Regions from separate parts of the Homo sapiens genome. Here region 2 is linked to region 1. A link is an interaction called in ENCODE POLR2A ChIA-PET data of the cell type or tissue named here. Cell type or tissue: HCT116. All regions are shown on one strand. Links, peaks and the distances in the headings refer to the core of each region. The heading gives the core; the rest is flanking DNA. Region 1 overlaps MYO1F (myosin IF). Region 2 overlaps ADAMTS10 (ADAM metallopeptidase with thrombospondin type 1 motif 10).

What was found. Peaks named below come from ENCODE experiments on the same cell type or tissue, not always from the same donor. Only the 100,000 strongest peaks of a DNase experiment are listed, where the experiment ranks them.
Region 2: POLR2A ChIA-PET joins it to region 1 with 5 read pairs; 10 of 35 experiments call an interaction of 5 or more read pairs at or near these places.

The regions. Positions count from the first base shown.
Region 1 is chr19:8,530,865-8,535,246 of GRCh38, forward strand. All of the region lies in intron 19 of MYO1F (myosin IF), which reads right to left. All of the region lies in intron 1 of LOC124904633 (a long non-coding RNA gene), which reads left to right. Among named protein-coding and RNA genes, the nearest start is that of ZNF414, 19 kb to the left of the region's middle. In HCT116, for the core only: no CTCF peak of the experiment used is centred there; no DNase peak of the experiment used is centred there.
Region 2 is chr19:8,590,451-8,594,832 of GRCh38, forward strand. ADAMTS10 (ADAM metallopeptidase with thrombospondin type 1 motif 10) reads right to left here. Exons shown (of 26, transcript NM_030957.4): 13 at 2,313-2,420; 14 at 1,508-1,653; 15 at 1,350-1,413. Among named protein-coding and RNA genes, the nearest start is that of MYO1F, 15 kb to the left of the region's middle. RefSeq lists an enhancer at 1,351-1,949. In HCT116, for the core only: a CTCF peak has its summit at 3,731 (motif pointing right); a DNase peak (open chromatin) is centred at 2,052.

The DNA.
Region 1 (4,382 bases), core at 125-4,124:
CCCCATCTCTACTAAAAATACAAAAAGAAATTAGCTGGGCATGGTGGTAGATGCCTGTGATCCCAGCTACTCGGGAGCCTGAGGCAGGAGAATCACTTGAACCCGGGAGGCGGAGGTTGCAGTGAGCTGAGATCGCGCCATTGCACTCCAGCCTGGACAACAAGAGTGAAACTCCATCTCAAAAAGACAAAAAACAAAAACAAAAAAAGCTGGTGGCTCATGCCTATAATCCCAGCGCCTTGGGAGGCTGAGGCGGGAAGATCGCCTGAGGTCGGGAGTTTGAGACCAGCCTGATCAACATGGAGAAACCCTGTCTTTACTAAAAACATAAAATTAGCCGGGCATGGTGGCACATGCCTGTAATACCAGCTACTCAGGAGGCTGAGGCAGGAGAATCACTTGAACCTGGGAGTTGGAGGTTGCGGTGAGCTGAGATTGTGCCATTGCACTCCAGCCTGGGCAACAAGAGCAAAACTTCATCTCAAAAAAAGAAAAAAAGAAAAAGACAGGGTCTCGCTCCGTCGCCCAGACTGGAGTGTGGTGGTGCAGTCATAGCTCACTGCAGCTTCAACCTCTTGGGTTCAAGTGATCCTCCCACCTCTGCCTCCTGAGTAGCTGGGACTACAGCTGTGAGCCACCATGCCCAGCTAATTTTGTGGTGATGTGGTCTTGCCATGTTGCCCAGGCTGGAAAAATTTTTATCTTCCTCCAAATGACTGGACCTCCCTGTGCGTCTCTCCCCATGTGGGGTACACACTTCTGCCTTACATGATAACAGTGAGTCACTAGCTTCAGATCACAGCTGTGCCACTTACTACCTGTGTGCTTTTGCAAGAAACGGTATGATGTCACGGTTTCTTACACTGTTACTCGACACTATCCACGAGGTACACTGCCGTGTCAGAGATGGTAGAAATAGGAACCAGTGTGCATCTTGGAAAACCAATAAAATACAGTAAATATGAAAATGTGGCCGGGTGCAGTGGCTCAAGCCTGTAATCCCAGCATTTTGGGAGGCCGAGGTGGGCGGATCACCTGAGGTCAAGAGTTTGAGACCAGCCTGGCCAACATGGTGAAACCCCGTCTCTACTAATAATACAAAAGTTAGCCGGGTGTGGTGGCGCATGCCTGTCATCCCAGCTACTCGGGAGGCTGAGGCAGGAGAATCGCTTGAACTCGGGAGGTGGTGGTTGCAGTGAGCGGAGATTGCGCCACTGCACTCCAGCCTGGGCGACAGAGTGAGACTCAGTCCCCCGACCCCTGAAAAAAGAAAAGAATGAAACTCCATCTCAAAAAAAAAAAGAAAGAAAAAGAAAATCTGATGTGTAGAACTGTGATGTGACTAGCAACCGTGTGGTTGGGCAGTGTACAACCTGCACAGCCATCCGTAGCAGGCCCAGAAAGGAAGCTTTTGCAGAAAGCAGAGAAAAGGGTTTTGAGTTGTAAAAGTCTAGACCCAGAGGGGACTTAGAGAATGAATTACATTACAGCAAGTCAAAGTACAAAGTCTAAGAGGAATGTCTACTCATTTGTAATAACAGCAGGTGAACAAGGTGAGGAACCTACTGGATATTAAAATACTGTAAATCTATAGTAATAAAAACAATAGCATGCCTGTCAGAGAATAGAATGATTAACTGGAATAGGGCAGATGCTTGAGAAACATCCTACTTCAAAGAGAAACTGTGATCAAAGGGACAATATTGTCAATTAGTGAAGATGGGAAATAATGCAAATATAGGCTGGGTGCGGTGGCTCATGCCTCTAATCCCAGCAGTTTGGGAGGCTAAGGTGGGAGCATTGTTGAGCCCAGGAGTTCAAGACCAGCCTGGGCAACATAGAAAGACCCCGTCTCTACAAAAACTAAGCAAAAATTAGCTGAGGGTGATGGCACGCATGTGTAGTCCCAGCTATTCCGGAGGGTGAGGTGGGAGGATTCTTTGAGCCCAGGAGGTTGAGGCTGCAGTGAGCTGTGATTGTGCGACTGCACTCCAGCCTGGGAGATAGAGTGAGATCCTGTCTCAGAAAAAAAAAAAAATACACACACACACACACACACACACACACACACACACACACACACACAATTGGGCTTTATTTAGAAAAATTAGCACTTCACCCAGAGTGCTTTCCCAAGTCCATAGGTAGCACATTGCTGCTAAGAGCCTTGCTCCCTGCTCTGCTGACCAAAATAGTTTTAATTTTTTCAGAGACAGGGTCTTGCTCTGTTTCCCAGGCTGGAGTGCAGTGGTGCGATCTCGGCTCCCGGGCTCAAGGGATCCTCCCACCTCAGCCACTCAAGGCTAATTATGGTATTATTATATATATATTTTTTTGGTAGAGAGGTAGAGTTGGGGTTTTGCCATGTTGTCCAGACTCGTCTGGAACTCCTGGGCTCAAGGAATCTACCAGCCTTGACCTCCCAAAGTGCTGGGATTACAGGCGTGAGCCAGCGTGCCCAGCCTCAGATTCTTCTTCTTCTTCTTCTTCTTCTTTTTTTTTTTTTTTGAGACGGAGTCTTGCTCTGTCGCTCAGGCTGGAGTGCAGTGGTGCGATCTTGGCTCACTGCAAGCTCCGTCTCCTGGGTTCACGCCATTCTCCTGCCTCAGCCTCCCGAGTAGCTGGGACTACAGGCGCCCGCCACCATGCCTGGCTAACTTTTTTGTATTTTTTTAGTAGAGACATAGTTTTGCTGTGTTAGCCAGGGTGGTCTCAATCTCCTGACCTCATGATCCGCCTGCCTCGGCCTCCCAAAGTGCTGGGAATTACAGGCGTGAGCCAGCACGCTTAGCCTCAGATTCTTCTTTAAAACCTTTAGAGAGTATGGCCATGCCAACACCTTGATTTTGGACTTCTGACCTGCGGAACTGTGAGAGAATAAATTGCTGTTGTGTTAAGCCATGGAGTTTGTGGAACTTTGTTTCAGCTGTCCCAGCAGACTATTATAACATACCTGGGATGCTGGGCCACAAAGGCCAACAGGCAGATAAAATGTTTGAGGATGGCCCAAACCATGTTCATAAGAAAATCAAAATAGGGGCCGGGCGCGGTGGCTCATGCATATAATCCCAGCACTTTGGGAGGCTGAGGTGGGCAGATCACTTGAGGTCAGGAGACCAGCCTGGCCAACAGGGTGAAAACCCATCTCTATTAAAAACACAAAAATTAGCCTGGTGTGGTGGCGGGTGCCTGTAATTCCAGCTACTTGGGAGGCTGAGGCAGGAGAATTGCTTGAACCAGGAAGGTGGAGGTTGCAGTGAGCCAAGATTGCGCCATTCCACTTTAGCCTGGGTGACAGAGCGAGACTCTGTCTAAAAAAAAAAAAAAAAATTCATCCCAACATGAATGCATTTTTGGTTGAGAAAGGCTCCAACTCCATTAAGCTAATTTAATTTCTTGATTACTTTTTAAATATAGCACAGTTAAACCGTTGGCTATTTTTCTTTTCTTTTCTTTTCTTTTTTTCAGAGTCTCACTTTGTCCCCCAGGCTGGAGTGCAGTGGCGCAATCTCAGCTCACTGCAACCTCTGCCTCCCAGGTTCGAGCAATTCTCCTGCCTCAGCCTCCCAGGTAGCTGGGATTACAGGCACGTGTCACCATGCCCGGCTTATTTTGTATTTTTAGTAGAGATGGGGTTTCCCCATGTTGGCCAGGCTGGTCTCGAACTCCTAACCTCAAGTGATCCACCACCCTGGCCTCCCAAAGTGCTGGGATTACAGTTGTGAGCCACCGTGCCTGGCCTTTTCTTCTATTTTCATTTTACTAATTTTTTTTTTTTTGAGATGGAGTCTCACTCTGTTGCCCAGGCTAGAGTGCAGTGGTGCGATCTCGGCTCACTGCAACCTCTGCCTCCTGGGTTTGAGTGATTCTCCTGCCTCAGCCTCCTGAGTAGCTGGGATTACAGGTGCGCACCACCACACTTGGCTAATTTTTTGTATTTGTAGAAGAGACGGGGTTTCACCATGTTGGTCGGGCTGGTCTTGAACTCCTGACCTCGTGATCCACTCGCCTCGGCTTCCCAAAGTGTTGAGATTATAGGCGTGAGCCACTGCACCCAGCTTATTTTACTAAAATTAAATTACTGTTGCCCAGGCTTGAGTGCAGTGGCACGATCTTGGCTCACTTCAGCCTCTGCCTCCTGGGTTAAAGTGATTTTCCTGCCTCAGCCTCCTGAGTAGCTGGTATTACAGGTGTGCACCACCACGCCCAGCTAATTTTTGTACTTTTAATAGAGAAGGGGTTTCACCATGTTGGCCAGGCTGGTCTCAAACTCCTGACCTCAAGTGATCCATCCACCTCAGCCTCCCAAATTGCTGAGATTACAGGTGTGAGCCAGTGCGCCTGGCCAGCAAGATTATTTTCATCAGGATTATTTTCTTTCT
Region 2 (4,382 bases), core at 284-4,283, 60 kb after region 1:
ATTTATTTATTTATTTATTTATTTTTAGACAGAGTTTCGCTCTCGTTGCCCTAGTTGGAGTGCAGTGACACAATCTCGGCTCACTGCAACCTCCGCTTCCTGGATTCAAGTGATTCTCCTGCCTCAGCCTCCCAAGTAGCTGGGACTACAGGCGCGTGCCACCACGCCTGGCTAATTTTTTGTATTTTTAGTAGAGACGGGGTTTCACCATGTTAGCCAGGCTGGTCTCGAACTCCTGACCTCAGGTGATTGACCCGCCTCGGCCTCCCAAAGTGCTGGGATTGCAGGCATGAGCCACCTCATCCGGCCTAATTTTTGTATTTTTAGTAGAGATGGGGTTTTGCCATGTTGGCCAGGATGGTCTCGAACTCCTGACCTCAGGTGATCTGCCTGCCTCAGCCTCCCAAAGTGCTGGGATTATAGGTGTGAGCCACTGCACCTGGCCACATGGAGTCTTTCTTGAGAGAGAAGGTCTGGAAGGGATCAGGGTTTATAGAAAGTGCTAGCATGTGGATTCTCTGAAGACCTGGTTCCCCCCAGCTGGGAGGCTGAAAAGTCCAAAGCTCTCACTGCCCTCTAAAACACCCCCTCCCCAGTAAACTTCTCACTGCTCACTGATGGTTGCAGGTCAGCTGAGGGCACAAGCAGAGGACAGACACCTGTCACTGGGTTTGGTGAGAGGAAGCTTCAGCTACAACTTTGGGGGATGACAGAAGGCAGGGGTAGGACTCTTCAGGGGAAGTTGGGCTGTAAAGGGAGGGGAGAGACTGGATGGTAGGGGGTTGTGAGGGCCAAGCAGTGATTTCAAGGTGGGGGCTTGTAGTCTAAATGTAGGAGGAAAAGAGAGCTGGAAGGAGCCAGGTCTTTAAGGAGGAGGGGTTGGGGACGAGAAGGTGGTGGGGGTCAGGGAGAGGAGGGAAGAGAGGGGTGGCGGCTGCAGGTTCCCCAGGAGGCAGCAGGTGCCTGGATGAAGCACTCTGATAGCGTTTTTGTTTTTTTTTTTTTTTTTGAGATGGAGTTTCGCTCTGTCACCCAGGCTGGAGTGCAGTGGTGCGATCTCGGCTCACTGCAGCCTCCGCCTCCCGGGTTCAAGCGATTCTCCTGCCTCAGCCTCCCGAGTAGCTGGGATTACAGGCGCCTGCCACCACGCCCAGCTAATTTTTGTATTTTTAGTAGAGACGGGGTTTCACTATGTTAGCCAGGATGGTCTCGATCTCCTGACCTCGTGATCCGCCTGCCTTGGCCTCCCAAAGTGTTGGGATTACAGGCGTGAGCCACGGTGCCCGGCCTCTGATAGCTGTTTTTAATGCTTCCTCCCCCCACCCCTCAAGGGGTTTGGGGGAACTCACATCCGTGTTGCAGGAGCGGTGCCGCCTTCTCTCACCCAGACAGTACTTGCCCCCGATGGTTGGCCTGGAAAGGGTGGTGGGATAGGAGAGGGATGAGGCAGTGGGCGATGGGGGCAGGGGTCGCGCTGCCCTCCCGGGTGGGGGTCCTGAGGGCTGACCTGGGGCTGTCGCAGTGACGGCTAGAAGAGGACACGCCGCCGCCACAGGTCCGGCTGCAGTCGCCCCATGGAGTCCACGGCCCCCAGGCTCCGTCCACACCCTCTGGGCGCGACCCAAAGGGGACACAGACCCGTTTGTAGCACCACTGGGTGGGGGGAGACAGGAAGGAGTGAGTCCAGCCCGGAGGACACTCGTCGGCCCCATGCACCGTTCCCCACTCCAGGCCCCAGCCAGAGATATCAGCCTCTCCGGGATGGGCAGAGGCGGGGTCTGAACATGCGAACAGAGTCAGGTTACGTAGGAGAGTGGTCTGGGAGACAGACCAGGTACAAGCGAGAGGCGTGGCCTGAGCACAGGGTGCTTAACGGGGAGGGGTGTAGACAGGACCACGATAAGCGTGGAGACGAGGTGGGGCGTGGCTTCAGGCTGGGGAGGGGAGGTCTACAGGCAGTAGGCGTGGCCAGAGCCGAGGGCAGCACAGGGGATGGGCGTGGCCAATGAGGGAGAGAGCAAACAGTAGGCGTGGCCAGAGCCGTGGGAATCATTACACGGTGGGCGTGGCCAACGCGGGAGGGAGTTAAACAGTAGGCGTGGCCAGAACCAAGGGACGCATAGACGGTGGGCGTGGCCAACGCGGGAAGGAGCAAGCAGTAGGCGTGGCCACAGCCGAGGGAGCACAAATGGCGGGCGTGGCCAATGTGGGAGGGAGCAGATAATAGGCCGAAGGACAGGCGGGTAGGCGTGGCCAACGCGGGAGGTGGCTCAGGGGGCGTGGCCCAGTTGGGGGCCCTGGCCGGCGCTCACCCCCTTGTCGATGGTGTGCGTCTGGCACAGCGTGCCCTCGGCGGCCGGGATGCTGTTGGTGATGCACCGGTTGCTCTTGCTCAGACACCACAGCTCGCTGCAGACCTCCTGCGGGCCGAGGTGCCCGCTCAGGCTCGCCCCCCTCCCTTCCTCCCTGGGGCAGCCCGCCCGGCTTGGGAGGACCCAGATGTCCGGCTCACTGCCGGTCCCAGAGCAGAGAGCCCGGTGCTCCCTTCCTGGCTCGCGGTGGGTCTTCGTGCATCCCCTTGCGGGGCATGGCCTGTGACTTATACTCTCCCAATAAGCTCCATTTATGGAGCACTTTATACATGCCATATACCTCTTTAGGCAGTACTACCCCATCTTACTGGGAGAAAACCAAGCTTCAGACAGGTAAGGTCACACAGCTACTAAGGGAATAGCCTGGAGTTTAACCCAGCTCTTTAATTCAGAGTCTGTGCTCTAACGAACTTTGCAATTCAGTTCCTGGTGCCTTCTGAGTTTCTGGAAGGAAACGTGGGAACTGCTGAGGAATGAACAGGAAGGATTTGGGGTTCTTTTATGGGATGGGCAAAGTAGCCGAAGAGAAAGTGGTGGTTCTGAGAAATCGGCCTGGATGATGACTAGGCCAACGGCCTCATCTCTAGTTTTTTCCAGCTGTTGGTTCTCTTTGTTCCCCCATCTAAACTGGAGAAGCCCCCAACACTTTTAAGCTATGTGGAGGGGTGGGAGTTTGGGAGGGGACAATGCCGAGTTAGGTCTGTGTGGGACATGCCTCTCTTTCTCCAGGTGAAAAATCAGCCCCACCTTCTTCCCGTCTGAATCCTGGATGGGCTGAACTAGTCCCAGGGACTCACTCTGACTCTTAAAGTCCAGGTTAATATCCCTGGAGAAGCCCCAGTGAGTTCAGGTGAAGCAAAATCTCTGACCCTCTTGGCCCACATCCTAAGCAACCTCCCAGCGTCTTTCCTCTAAAAAGTAGGTGGTCCTCTCTGACCCTCTTGGCCCACATCCTAAGCAACCTCCCAGCGTCTTTCCTCTAAGAAGTAGGTGGTCCTTCTGTAATTATCAAGTGTAATCCCCGCTTTGAACCCAATTCTTGTAAGCTTTCCAGATGTGGGACTGGATCGATCAATGGCCACAGGAAAGGACCCTTCCTAGGTCAGCCCCTGAGAGATACCTGTACATATGTAAGAAGCTGGAAGAGTTGTTCTCAAATACATTCTCCCTCAAAGGTCCTCTAGAATCTCTGCCTTCTGCCTTATAGAGGACATTTCTCAGCTAAAAACTCAGACTGTGTCCTCTTGGCCATATCTAAAAATATCACATCAGTCCTGTCGCAATCCCACTTCTGACACCTCTTCAAGATAATGATTTCAGCTCTGCTTTTGTCCTCCTCTCCACAAGGAGGCACTGTGGCATATTTGAGTTGTGCAGAGACCTCAATTCTGCTACCAACTTGCAATATATTTCCCCTCTCTGGGCCTCAGTTTACTCATCTACAAGATGGGCAGCCTAATGCCTGTCTTGCCTATATAAATGGCTATGAGGCACGTGACAGGATAGATAAGAAAGGACTTGCACCAATGCCATTATGGGGTAACAATGACCACCACTATCTCTGGACCAGGCACCAGGCTGAACCCTTTACATATATTAACCAGTTCACATTTAGTAAATAAATCCCCCTTTGCCAAGATGGCCTGAAAGATGTTCCTTCAAAAACTAAAAGGAAGGCTCAATTCAACATATAGCCAGTGCCAGCCCAAGCTTGATATTTTGACAGCTCCTCCCCTCCCCTGCCCCTTTGTAAAATTTAGAGAGTCATGAGAGACCTGGATTTAAATCCCAGCTCTGTCATGGTCTCAAACTGTGGCCTTGGACAAGTCATCCTCCCTATGCTATGGCTCAGTCCCTTCCTCTGTAACGTGGGGGCTAGCAGGATTGTCAGGAGTTTAGATGGTGACACACAGCACATGCTTAGCCCATAGTGAGAGCTCAGTAAATGTCAGACACCATGATCATTGTTAGGATACCTGGGTCACAGCAGATGTTGAGGAGTAGCTTCAG